Linked DNA regions of Homo sapiens: region 1 is linked to region 2. Evidence: chromatin contacts called from ENCODE Hi-C or POLR2A ChIA-PET data. All regions are on one chromosome and are shown on one strand. Each heading gives the region's core, a stretch centred on a gene start or an enhancer-like site at or near the end of the contact. The rest is flanking DNA. Distances are from core to core; before and after follow the strand shown.

Region 1 (6,544 bases), core at 1,698-4,197, 210 kb before region 2:
GAGGCCAGCCCTCCCTCCTTGTCCCCGCCTGCACTCTCCCAGAGTCCCCTGTGAACCAGATCTATGAGGGTTGGATGCATAGATGGGCAGAGGTGGGCCTGGCCCCAGGTCTAGTCGACACCCCCAGGCCGCCCAGAGCCACCCGCCTCTGCACGCGCTTCTGCTCCCAGCACGCTGTCCCTGGAAGGCCTTGTGCACTCCCAGTCCTCCAGGAATCCCTCACACCCCGAGGTGGCAGGTCCCTGAGGAAGTGTCAGATGCCGACACCCCTTCACCTGCCGCCACACTCACTTTGAGGATAGGAGCTGTAGGTCAGGTGGGGAAGCTCAGAAAATTCCAGCAGTACCAGGTGGGGCTCAGAGAAGGGTAAGGCAACCCCAACATCACCTCCTGACTCTTGCTGTTCCGATGGGGTAACTGAGACCCAGAGAGGGCACAGGGAGGTGCACAGTTGCCCAGCTGGCCTCTTGCCTGGGGTCTACCTTCTCACCTGGGTGCATGAATCACACACACCTGGGTTCAAATCCTAGCTCTACTACCCACCAGCTGTGCAGCCTCAGTTTCCCCAGATGTTAAAACGGATGACCACAGCACCTTGCTCCCTCAGCTGCAGGGTGTGCCCATGGAAAACACAGGCGGCAGAGAGCCCTGACTCTATCTCCAACCCAGCAGTCTCTGGACCACGGCCCTGCCCCCCCAGCAGCAGGCCAAGTCCAGCCAGGAGCTCCTCTCCAATTGCAGGTGACCCCCCCCCACCCCAGAGCTGTCACTGCAAAGCTGCCTGGTCAGCCCCAGAATCTCACAGCCCAGCCCTCACAGTACACACTGTTCAGAAAAGGCAGGCAAGCATGCCAGGGTCACACAGCAAGGCCTTGGCATGCTGAGACTCCAACTTGGGCCCTGTTCAGCTGAACCTCCAGTCCTGAGCCTCCCACTCCCTGAGTGGATCTGGCAGAGCTGAGGAGGTGCCAGGGCTTAGTGGCAGCCACGGAGGGAGAAAGGCAGGCAGGCAGCTGGGGGTGGTGGGAAGAACCTTTCCCCCTGTCTCTAGCAAACCCAGATTCCCGTTTACAAGCTGCACTCCAGAGTCCTCGGGTGCTGCGTCACTGCACGCAGTCAGCCTGCAGTGGGGGAAGGAAAGGCTCCCTCCCCATGACAGGAGCTGGAAGATAGAGGGCAGTGGAGAAGCCAGGCGGCAGGTCAGGGGTGAGGGCAGTGAGGACTCCCTGACACCGCTCAGAGGGAAGCCCAGCTCGTTTCATCCCTGAAGTCACAGAAGGCTAAGCCGGGAAAGACTCAGAAACCAAACTCCCACCTCTACTCCCACCAAGTAGATGGAGGCCCAGAGAGGTGCAGGCAATCAGTTAGGGACACACAGCAGTAGCAAACCTGCTCGTTCCTCTTACTACAAACCCCCAGATACCCAGCACCCATGTCCTGGCAGCTGCAACAGAAAGCCTCCCGGACCCACCTCTGTCTGCCCCCGCAGGCTTATCTGTCACTGCAGGAAGAAAAACACCTGAACCCAGAGGCCGAGTGCTCACTCCTAGCCCAGCACCCGGGGTGCAGAGTCCCACTGCCCCCACCAGCACAGCACCTCTTCAGGGCGTTGTTCTAATCCCCCATCTTGAGTCCCAGTGCAGTGCTAGGTACACAGCAGGCGCTCCATAAGTGCCTCAATAAGTCTTTTGCTCCATTTAAACACCAGGATGCCTGCCCCATTTCCACATCATCAAAGACAGAACCTGCCCACATCTTATGCTTTCTAAAGATGACCCCCTCATGCACCAAATGTTCCATTAGCCACTTTTGAAGCAGACTCCCAGAGGTGGGTGACCTGCGCAGCCCTTCTCTCACCTAAGAGGAGCGCAAATGTGACTGCAGCCGGGGGGCGGCTGCACTGTGTGTGTGTGTGTGTGTGTGTGTGCGTGTGTTCGCGCGTGCATGTGTGTGTGTGCGTGTGCATGTGCATATTGAGGGCTCTACCTTTTCCATGAACGGTCCCAGGAGCCAAATATCTTGTTCTTCCTCACCAATGGACTGCCGGTCATGGTCACTCCATATCACTCCACGTGCCCCGTGAGAAGCCTGAGAGATGAGCTGGCTTAACCAGAATTGCATGCTGGGGAAGCACAGCGGAGCCGGGAGAGAGGCCACAGTTCTCCTCTGATGCCCATCCCTTGGTACCCGTGAACCTCACAGTTCAGATGGGGCCTCTGGCGGGGCTGGGGGAGGTGTGGCCACTGACAGCAGAGCAGCCACTGAGTCCAAGGGTGGTCCCAAGGCTGCTCTCCAGACCAGACCCAGCTCTGCCCCCAGCGCATCTGTTCAGGTTCCCCAAAGCCAGGAACTGGGTCTGCTCCACTTGATTCCCTCCCCACCCAACGCTTGCTGTGGAACAAACGGGAACTTCAGAATCCCCAGAACATGGGGCTAAGACCAGCCTCTAAACTCTAACTGACTTACGTCCAAAGCCCGGCCTCTGTCTTCCAGCCTCTGTCATGGGGAGGGAGCCTTTCGTCCAAACCCTGGCACCTCCACTTCACCGGCTGTGCAGCATTGGCTCTCTGTGCCCCAGTTTCCTCTTCCATAAAATGGGGGTGATAATCATAATAGGGTGTGAGGGAGGCTGAAAGAGAGTCCGGACATCGGTGCTCACTAACAGAGGGCTGAGCAGTGCACATGGCCTGGGAGATGGTCTAAAATGCTTTGTTGAAGGAATGAATGAATGAAAAGAAATGCTAGCCAGTGATACAGTTATTATTATTATTATCATCGTCAACATCAGTAGGGATCCCCAAGCCTGGTTTTGCAACCAGCCCTGGTGAGGGGTGTAGCAAAATTCTCCAAACAAAATGTGCTTCCATTCATTTTGGGTTTTTGAAAAGGCCACGTCAGACAGCTCGGTAGGGAGGAGGCGGCGTTGCGAAACCCAGCACAGAAGGATCCTGGGCCCCACTCCTCGGCTCAGGAAATAATGTGTGATCTGCAAGTGAGAAGCCCCTAAACGCTGCCCTCCCTGCAAGGACCCAGTGAGAGGGGCGCCTCGGCTGAGGGTCCACCCCCCCCACCCTCCGAGTGACCTTGGGCAGCCACCCAACCACTCTGAGCCTCAGTTTCCTCATCTGTCAAATGCAGACAATATCCCTTTTCATTCCTAACCCTGGCTGTGGCTAGAAGATGGGGGGATGAAATGGGTTCTGCAAACTGTAGAGTACTGCACGTGCTGCACACCCCTAAAGGCTTCAGTCCTGGCCTGGAGGAGTTGCCAGGAGACGCTGTGGAGGGGATATAGGAACAGAACAGGCAACCCTCTCCCCCATAGGTCACAATGAAAGAAAATCTAGTCATGTGAGTCACAAAGCATCCCCCCATATTCCGATAAAGTAGGAAGTGGGCTTGTCTTTGGTGCAACACACAGGACTCCTCGGTGACAGCTTTTCTCAAAGATGCCCAGTGAGTTTGCTCTCCAGCACCCTCACTCCCTTAACCAACAGGGTCATCTGTTAGAAGAAACTGCCAAGCCTCGCCAGCCCCACGCTGATGCCAGCCCTGGGAGCTTACACACAAAAGCTGTCCTTCAAAGCCACTACAGCAAACCCAGTGGCTTGCTCTGGATCCAAACCCTGGCACCTCCACCTCACCAGCTGTGCAGCCTTGGAGACCTTACTAATAAACTAAACTAATGCTCAGTTTCCTTGTCCAGAAAATGGGAGGACAGCCCACCAGATGCCCCAAGATGCAGGGCTCCCAGGATCACAGACTTCGGACAGTGGAAGGCAGAAGGTCCCTCAGAGATCATCAGGTCCAAGTCTTCACTTTATCAAGGGAGCCCAGAGAGGGGACACGCCTCATCCAAAGAAACACAGCAAATTCGCAACAGGGCTCCTAGAAGAGTGGATGCCGACCATGACTGCACCCTACTCCCTCCACCACCAGCCTCCCTGTGGCCCACTCAGGAGTGGCCACCTCCTCTTAGAAGGACACATAACCCTCAGCATCCCCAAGCTCAACCAGCATGTGGCTGCCTTCCTGCCTTTATCCATGCAATTCTTTTCTTTTCTTTCTTTCTTTCTTTCTTTCTTTCTTTCTTTCTTTCTTTCTTTCTTTCTTTCTTTCTTTTTTTTTTTTTGTAGAGACAGGGTCTCACTATGTTGCCTAGACTAGTCTCAAACTCCTGGACTCAAGGAATCCTCCCACCTTGGCCTCCCAAAGTGCTGGGATTACAAGCATGGGCCACTGTGCTTGTCCATGCAGTTCTTGCAGCCAGCAGTGTCCTTCCCCACTATTCTCCATCTACCCAAATCCCCAAATCCTCCAAAACCCTGCTCAGCGCATGTCCTTTATGAAGCACTTCCAGTGGTTGGACAGCACCAGTCTCCATCACTAGGAAGCACCTGGCAGGATGGCTACAGTTTACAGAGTGGGGTCCTCACAGGTTTGACTCTGTGTCCCCAAGCCTGGCACAGGGCTGGACACTGAGTGGGCCTCAGGAAGCACTAGTAGCCCAAAGAACGGACAGAGGACTAGGAAATGGAAGAGTGAACAGGCCAGTGACCTGGCGAGTGAAGGAAGGGCTGAACAGGTAAACAGGTGATGATGTGAGCAAATGAATGGCCACAGGGGGAAATGCCTGGCCAGGGGCACACCTCTAAAGATGCCAGGTCTGCCCCAGCATGGCCCCTCTCCCTCTTGTAGAGACTTTGGGGTCCCACAGACCTGCTGGGACTTTAGGGGCTACAGGCCTGTAACTCCCACAGATCCTGGCTAAATGCCTCTGGGTATGCAGACCCAGCTGGAGGCCAGGAACGCACATGGACAGTCATGTTGGCAATGGCCTGGCCAAGTCTCCCCCCATTCCCCAGAGCCCAGCCCTCCACTCAGAATGGACCAGGTCGTCAAAAGTCAAAAGAAATGGATGAGTGCACACGTTGAGCCAAGACATCTTCTCAGCACCAGAGGAATGGCGTGAAGAGACAGGCACGACCCTGCCCTTCTCCACACCAGCCACACCCAGAGACATCCAAGAAGGATGGGCACGGGGTAATGAAGCAGAGGCCCACGGGGCTGGGCGGGTGGTGACAGTGACACAGCCTGGCCTGGGCATCGAGGAAGGCTTTCTTTTGGAAGCGATGCTTAAGCTTGGGTGATGAGCAGTAGTGAAACAGGCACGTGGGAGAAGGGGGCTGGGGATGTTCAGGCAGAGGAGCCAGCATGTGTGAAGACCCTGAAGCTGGAGGGAACGTGGCCTGTTCCAGGAACTGAAGGCCCGCCAGGGGGACCCGAGCCAAAGAGGGAGGGGGTGGGGAGCAAGAGGTGGCTAGAAAGTAGCTAGTTGGGGGAGGGGGAGGTTGGGTTTCATCCTGGGAGCCATGACATTTATTGAGTACCTACTGTGTACTTTCTATAAAAAAAAACCCTGCATTCAAGATTTTATTAATTCACATTTCAGAATGTTTAAATGAAAGTGTTCAAATGCACTGATGTTAGCAAATGCGATTTTCTAATGCTTTTCTGAATGAATGAATACCCATCACGGAAGTATAGGAGGGTAGGGACCACCTGCTTCTGTCACATACGGTGCCCGGGATACAGTTCCTCAGAGCCTCCCCATCATGTGAAACTGCTGGCATTTACGAAGCCTGTGGCTCACAAACCACACAAGAACCTAATGAGATGTCAGTGGGTGCCCCGATACATCCGATACGTCAGCGTCTCCCGAAAGCTCCAAAGCACACATTCTCTCCTAGTTCCCAAGTGCTGCACAGCCTTCCTTCAAAAACACCAACTCAGCTGCCAGGCAGCTTCACGCCCGGGGCACAGCCCTCAGACCTGCAGTTCCATCTCAAGGCTGGCACCCGGGGTTCCACATAACCCAGCCATCAGGTCCCGTCCAGCTCACAGTTTCTCTTCAGCATGGACACTGTCTCCAATGCCTGACACAGGCTGCCTCCCCCAACAAAAAAGAGGCTCCTGGAGGTGGGGACCCTGTCAGCCATTGCACTCCCCAGCGCCCAGCACAGGCCTCACCAGGCCTCTGGCAGGTGAGTACGGGGTCGCCATGGACACCACACACGGGCACACTCCCAGAAGTTGAGTTGCGCTGTCCCAGCTCCTGGAGGACACAGGATCCCTGGCCTACCCCTGCCACAGCGGGAGACAGGCACTCTAGCCAGCCCCACGTGCACAGCCAGCGTCTCCGGAGCTGCTGGGAACACACTCGGAGTCTGCTGCTGACTGGCCCCGACAGCCGGCTCTAGGGCCTGGTGGTGGCTCCAACACTCCAGCCACCCATCGGCCAGGCCAGGGCACCAGCTCTGCAGCCCCACCCTGGGACCAGGCAGCCCAGTGCCCTCTGGCAGAGAAGGCAAGAGAGAGGTGGCCACCAAGGAGGGACAGAAACAGGGCTCTTCCAACAGGCATTCTAGGAGATGGTCCTGTACAACTGATTCCCACCACTTCCAGCTGGCGGAAAACAGCCCCCTCCCACAAGTGAGGGCTCAGAGGCAGAGAGAGCCAGGACTCCCCCCTCCCTACTGGGGAC
Region 2 (7,227 bases), core at 1,423-3,922:
CAGAGTTCCACCCGTCACTGAGCCTGCAGCATATCCAAGCTCCCAAGCAGTCTTGTGAGGAGACAAAAGTAATGCTCTTTGCAAATGATATGCTTCTTTAAGTGGAAGACTCGATTCAATGAAAAATTGAGGTGGCCAGAGACAAAACAATAACTAGGAAAAAAGGCAAGTACCTTCAGATGGGCCCTGTCACCACCCCCCATACCGATGCAGTGTCTCTCCTACAGGTGGGCAGCTGCCTAGAACCAGATGGGCTCAGAGCCTTGGCGGGCCCCAAGGCTGATGCTGTAGAAAGGCCAGTCCCGGAGGTGCTGCCAGAGTGCAGGCCTGGGAGGGAAGATTCCTCGATTGGAAGCCCTTCTTTCAGAGTCAAGAATTTGTTCTCTGAATTTGAGCAAATGCATGCCCCTCTGTGGACACCTAAATGCTCCCGCAGGCTCTGTCACAGGCCATATAGGAAAGACTCAAGAGTACCGGTGGGCTTCGGACAGATCTAGATTGAAATCCCAGCTGTGCCACTTGCTGGCTGAGGACTGCGTAGGCCTTGGGCAAGTTATTTAGCCTCCTGTAATACGACGGGGATCATCATCTCTGCCTCACTTGGTAGTTGTAAGGATTAAAAGACATAAGGCATGTAAAGCGCTTAGCACAGGGCCTGGCACACAGTAAGCCAATAAACATAAGCAGTTGATTATAAGTCACCAGAGTGAGCCTCTTATGAGGAAGACTCTAGACTTTCTAATTCTAGGTGGCCTCAAGCAAACCCAAAACCACCCACCTGAAGTGGGCCTGGAGACTCTATCTTTAGACCTCTAATCTGGGGACAAGGTGGGGAGAGGGAAGGGGAGAAAGCAGACAGAAGGGAGAGAGCAAACTGAGAAGAGGAGGGAGGAAAGGAAAGAAGAATCAAGGGGCCAAGGAGGGGCCTGGCTTCCCCAGTGTGGGGGGAAAGGAAGATGACTTGCCAGAAACTACCAGGACAGTATAAGCCCTCTCTCTTTCCCAGAGCTTTCCCTAGACCCACCAAGGCAAGGCTTAGAGGGACAGGACCTGCTGAGAAATGCCACCCTGGCTGTCAACAGGGACACTGAAGCCTTGGGTTACATCTAGACTCCAGAGCCCCGCATGGTGGCCCTCCCACCAGAGTAGGCAGAGATGGCCATAGCCAGAGTGATAACAGAACAACCGGCCCATTCAGCCTGCTCACTCAGAGCCCAGGGACCCCTTTCTTGGGGTTCTAATCCTGACAGCAGGACACTCTCCTGTTGCATCCTCACCTCTGGAACATATGCAGAGCCCACTCCAGGCCTCTATCTGCCCTGAGCTCCTGCTTCTGGGCCTAAAGTTGCAACTAGGGAAAAAGCACTGTTCAGACTGAAGACAGGAGCCACAGATAAGGTGTTCCAATTACCACTGACCAGCTGTGTGACTTTGCGGGTGTCACTTTTTCTCCCTGAGCATGTTTCCCTCCTCAGGCTAATAAGGGCAACGGCAAGGACCATCTCTAAGGTCCTCCCAACTCAGACAGAGGCGACACTTCATGGGATGCCTCTGAGCACAAACAGGCAAAGAGGACCTGTCTCAGGAGAGGAGCGGGCTGGGCTGGGCTGGGCTCTGAGGAGAATGCAGCGGATATGACAATGGCCAAGGGTTATTATGATGATTATTATTATAATTAAAAATCACAGCTACAAGCCCTTAAGCAATTTACAAAGAGCTTTCTCATTATCTCCTGGGATCGCAATTTGGTGAAGTAGGCAGGGCTGGATGATGATTATTCACATTTGATAGATGAGGAAAGTAAAGCAAGATTAGGTGACTTGTCCAAGCTCCTAAGTGCAGAGAAGGGAGAGCTGGAAAGGAAGTAGGTATTGAGTGCCTACTGTGTACTACCTCATTAGGCATGCTCATATCTGTTATTTTGATCAAGTCTCATGACCATGACACTACTGTAGGTGCTACTGTCCCATTTCTTTGTTTTGTTTTGTTTTGTTTTTTCGAGACGGAGTCTTGCTCTGTCACCCAGGCTAGAGTGCAGTGGCACAATCTCAGCTCACTGCAATGTCCGCCTCCCAGGTTCAAGCAATTCTCCTGTCTCAGCCTCCCGAGTAGCTGGGATTACAGGTGCCCGCCACCACGCCTGGCTAATTTTTGTATTTTTAGTAGAGACAGCGTTTCACCATGTTGGCCAGGCTGGTCTCAAACTCCTGACCTCAGGAATAATCCGCCTCAGATCACTCAAATTTGAAATACAAATCTGATCAGATGATCTGCCCACCTCGGCCTCCCAAAGTGCTGGGATTACAGGCGTGAGCAACCATGCCTGGCCTACTGTCTCCATTTCATAGAGGCTCCACTGCAAAGCCTAAATTTGGATGTAGCCCTGTGGAACTAAAAGGCATGCACTCCTCCCCAACTTCCTGCATGTATTGGGTTGAACAGTGTCCCCTCCCAACCCAAATTTATGTCTACCTAAAACTTCATAATGTGACCATATTTGGAAACAGGGTCTTTGCAGATGCAATTACTCAAGTTCAAATGAGGTCATACTGGACTAGGGTGGGTTCTAAATCCCATATGACTGGTGTCCTTAGAAGAGGAAATGAAACAGAGAGAAAGCCACGTGACGACAGAGGCAGATGCAGCTGCAAGCCAAGAAATGCCAAAGATTGCTGGCAACCACCAGAAGCTAGGAGAAAGGCAGGAAACAGATTGCCCCAGAGCCTCCAGAAGGAGCCAACCTTGCTGACACCTGGATTTCAGACTTCTAGCCTCCACAAGTGGGGGAGTAAATGTCTGTGGTTCAAAGCTACCTGGTTTGCGTGCTTCATGACAGCACCCCTAGGAAGTTAATACACTGTGCATCCTTTGAGTAGCAGACCTAGGACCCTCAAACTCTGTTTTTCAGATTCCCACTCATTAGGCAGCTTTAGAGGTTAAAGAGGACCCAGAGGCTCCTCATGAGAAGTCACTCTCACCTCTCCTGCACCTTCCAGGGCCAGGCTGTCGTGAAACCAGGCTGAAGACAGGCTTACAGAGGAAAAAGCTTCCTAGAACAGCCTGTTCTAGGTATCTATCCACCCCAGTGGGGCCTCCCATTGAGCTTGTTTAGCAGCCTCTGTGCCCAGGTCTCCAGGTCAACAGTCCTTCCCTTCCTCCCAGACCAACCATCCTCTGTCACCACCTGGAGAGCTGTGTTTTTGAAATGCAAATCTGATCCTTCCTGGTTGGCTTACTCCTCTTCCCCAGCTCCCTGCCGTCTGCAGGACTTGCTCAGGCTCTTTGGCCTGCACCAGATCTGTCCCTAATCTTCCTCTCAGCTTTATCTCCAGTCATTCACTCCTCCACCCTCATCCCTGCCACTCACCACCTCCTATTCCAACCATGTGGAACTATTTGGGGTTCCCCTAAGAAGCCGTTCTGCCTTTGCACATGCTATTTCAAATACCCAGACGGTAAAATCCAGCCCAAACACCATCTCTGTCCTCCAGGAAGCCTTTTCCTCCATAAACAGCCACACCCTGGCAGCTTGTACATTGTCCTTGCGGTGGTATTGCATCTTTACATGTCTGCTCCCACCCCCAACCTGTGAATACTGCTGGATTCATTTCTGTTTTTGTAGGCCTAGGGCCCAATACAAAGGCCTTCAAGAATGTTGAGCTGAATTGTGGAGTAGCAATAATGGTCATAATAGTTGACATTTATCAAATGTTTCTTATGCACTCACATTATGCTAAGCATTCCAAGGATGTTATCTCATTTAATTATCAAAACAATCCTGTGAAACAGATACTAGTACTGGTCCTGTTTTACAAGTAAGGAAATGAGGAAATGGAATCACTTGCCCTAGTCCCCCCAGCTAGTACATGGCAAGCCCCGAATGACTGTAGAGCCAGTGCTAGTAACCACTACTAAGTGTGCCACCCATCCCAATACCTTCATTTTACAGAGATGGACACGTGCCAAAAGGGGAAAGTGATTGGCCCTCAGTCACATAACAAGGCATGGACGCAGATATTTGGATTCCTCTTTCAATACTTTTCCTCTTCTCATTCCAGTACAAACCTAATCCAGGAAGACACAGAACCCAAGCTAGGCTGTGTCTCCTGAGGAGCCTCCTCCTGCCTCCACTAGAGCAGAGCCCAGCATGGGCCTGGACCCACGGTGAGTGCTCAAATCTACAGCCAGGAGATGGGAGATGCAGCATTGAAAAAGACAGGTAAATCAACTTGAGAAAAGGCTGAAGCCTGCTTGGATTACACATTGTCAGGGCTTGAAACGAAACTTTGGGTATCATTTAGTGCCATCTGCCATTTTATAAATTAACTCAGTTTGACAAGCTTATTGAACACAAATCATAAGTCAGGCACTGTGTGGGACACTAAGAAGATTAGTAAGCAAGTTCCTGCCCACATGGCATTTACAGTCTAGTAAAGGGACAAACAACAATTACAAATTCTCACAAGCCCTGTGAGACACAGAGAGCTCTAAGAATGTGTAACAGGGAAAATTGACTTGGCCTAGAGAGTTGGCAAAGGCCCCCCTGAGAAAGTGACTATTGAGCTGAAACATGAAGAGTGGGAGTTAATCAAGATAAGAAGCAGGGGAAGAGTGTGCTAGACAAAGGGAACAGGATGTGCAAAATCCCAGAAGCAAAAGAGCTCATGGTGCCTAGATGAACTAAAAGGCCAAAGTGGCTGTTGTCCAGAGAAGTGGGCAGGAACTGGATCCTGAAGGGCCTTAGAGATCAAAGTAAGAATTGGAGAAACTGAGCAGATCAGGGAAACCCCTCGCTCAGAACCTGGTCCACAGCACACTGTCAAAGAGTCATTGCATTAGTCACTGAAGGAGAGACTTGTCCAAGATCATAAGACCTGGGACTTGAAAGCAGAATTCCTACCTACCAGGTGGGGCCTGAGTGCTATTTCAGGCACCTGTGTGAGGGACAGGGGAGGCTTTCCAAGTGTTTCAATTAATAGATGTTTCCTGGCTCCCTGTCTCCACCTCTCTTGAGCTCCAGAGTAAATAAGAATTACCTGTGTTTGTTAAAACATAGATTGCTGGGCCACACCTCCAGAGTTATCAATTCCTAGGTCTGGCGTGAGAACCAAGAAATTGCATTTCTTTTTTTTTTTTTTCCCTGAGATGGAGTCTCGCTCTGTCACCCAGGCTGGTGCGCAGTGATGCAATCTCAGCTCACTGCAACCTCCGCCTCCTGGGTTCAAGCGATTCTCCTGCCTCAGCCTCCTTAGTAGCTGGGATTACAGGCGCGTGCCACCATGCCCGGCTAAATTTTGTATTTTTACCATATTGGCCAGGCTGCTCTCGAACTCCTGACCTCAGGTGATCCATTCGCCTCGCCTCCCAAAGTGCTGGGATTACAGGCGTGAGCCACCACGCCCTGCCAATAAATTGCATTTCTAACAAACTCCCAGGTAACCCTGCTGCTGTTGGTGAGGTGAAAAAACCACAGCTCTAGACTAGAGTATATTGGTGGGGAGATTAGTAGTGAGGACCATGGCCAGGATCTCTGGGGACTAGAAGGGTGGATTCCTGAACCTGGGTAACAACGAGACAAACTCTAGCAATCTGAGCAAGGGAAGGGTCATCAAAGTCCCAAAATCTAGCCCACTAGCTGCCTAGCCAGGTAAACCAAGGCTTAGGGAGTTTAGACCCTTTCACATAAAGAAGCTTAATAAAAAGTGTTGGGTGAAGAGATAAACACATGAAGGGGTTGGCTAAAGTCAAAAGAAGATCCCAGGCTGGGCGCAGCGGCTCATGCCTGTAATCCCAGCACTTTGGGAGGCGGAGGCAGGCAGATCCCTTGAGGTCAGGAGTTTGAGACCAGCCTGACCAACATGGTGAAACCCTGTCTCTACTAAAAATACAAAAATTAGGCCGAGCACGGTGGCTCATGCCTGTAATCCCAGCACTTTGGGAGGCCGAGGCGGGTGGATCACCTGAGGTCAGGAGTTCAAAGCCTGCTTGGCCAACATGGCAAAACCCTGTCCCTACTAAAAATACAAAAATTAGTCGGGCGTGGTGGTGGGTGCCTGTAATCCCAGCTACTTGGGAGGCTGAGGAAGAAGAATTGCTTGAACCCAGGAGGAGGAGGTTGCAGTGAGCCGAGATCATGCCATTGCACTCCAGCCTAGGCGACAAGAGTGAAACTCTGTCTCAAAAAAGAAAAAAAAAAAAATTAGCTGGGCGTGGTGGCTCATTCCTATAGTCCCAGCTATTGAGGAGGCTGAGGCGGGAGAATCACTTGAACCCAGGAGGCGGAGGCTGCAGTGAGCTGAGATCGTGACACTGCCTACACTCCAGTCTCGGTGACAGAACAAGGCAAAAGATCTCTGGCCCAGACTCCAGAGCTCATGAACTCCAGGCCAGCTTTTCCCATGTCCCGGGATTCTGGGATTCAAGGAGGGGACAGAAAGCTCAGCTTTCCCCAGCCTCTGCTGCTTTTGGCAGGGAAACATTTTTAAGAATTGCAGAAATCTGCTGCTGGCCCCCAATCCTATCACCCATCCACCTTCCTTCCTTTTACACTCCCAGCTCCCTCCCTTTGCACTCCAAATCCTGTGTCCTGTATCTTGGCAAGCCAAGCAGCAAAGGGGGATGTGACGTTACGGGGAAGAACTGGAACTAATGGAAGAATTCTTGCACTTGGATATCCTTCTCTCTGAACAATTTCTTCCTCCTATAAGACTCTACTTCTCTCTACCCTTGTATCACAGTCAAAATCCAACCTACCTACATTTCAGTACCGGTATCTGAAACCCACAAAGCCACAGACTAAATTCCCAAACTTCCTTTTCACGCAGTTTTTCAAAAATGGCGTGGCCCGGTACAGAATGTTTCTCTTCTATTCCATTTGGCAGCAAAATGCCACTTCTCTGCAAACCCACATGCACAGACTAATATACAAACAACTACACATACATAAAAACAAATATACCAGAACCTATAAAAACACACACACATATACATCAAGAGATACATTTTCACTGTTCACTATACACCCAAATGTACAAGAAGTACACAGGGAGGACACATGCACACAGACTACAGATCTAGAAATGCCTGTATGCACCAGTACTTGGAGAAAGGGGTATGGACATACCCAGAGACATCTCTTTCAAAGTAGAGAGGTCTCCTGAGGAGGGATTCCCTGGAGTGAGGAGCTGGCCCTTTAAGAGAGTGGTTCTCCCTCCTAGTCCTTTTCAG

Evidence for each region. A loop is a pair of places that touch in the nucleus more often than their neighbours do. ChIA-PET counts read pairs that join two places held with the same protein, here RNA polymerase II (POLR2A).
Region 1: a loop to region 2 is called in a map of CD4-positive, alpha-beta T cell, with 5 times the contacts of the local background. The contact joins two enhancer-like sites. A Hi-C loop is called at or near these places in 1 of 168 maps with a recorded cell type or tissue (CD4-positive, alpha-beta T cell). POLR2A ChIA-PET finds 5 or more read pairs at or near these places in 3 of 52 experiments (WTC11, activated CD4-positive, alpha-beta T cell and activated T-cell).

The regions. Positions count from the first base shown.
Region 1 is chr20:36,307,759-36,314,302 of GRCh38, reverse strand. The region is part of intron 1 of DLGAP4 (DLG associated protein 4); the gene reads right to left. Among named protein-coding and RNA genes, the nearest start is that of DLGAP4, 4.7 kb to the right of the region's middle. Within about 2 kb of position 2,947, at least 2 of the 41 ENCODE cell types and tissues checked have a DNase peak (open chromatin) inside an H3K27ac peak, as active enhancers do.
Region 2 is chr20:36,093,941-36,101,167 of GRCh38, reverse strand. It overlaps a transcript of EPB41L1 not described here. Among named protein-coding and RNA genes, the nearest start is that of NORAD, 47 kb to the right of the region's middle. RefSeq lists enhancers at 2,932-3,440, 5,304-5,805, 6,934-7,227. Within about 2 kb of position 2,672, at least 17 of the 41 ENCODE cell types and tissues checked have a DNase peak (open chromatin) inside an H3K27ac peak, as active enhancers do.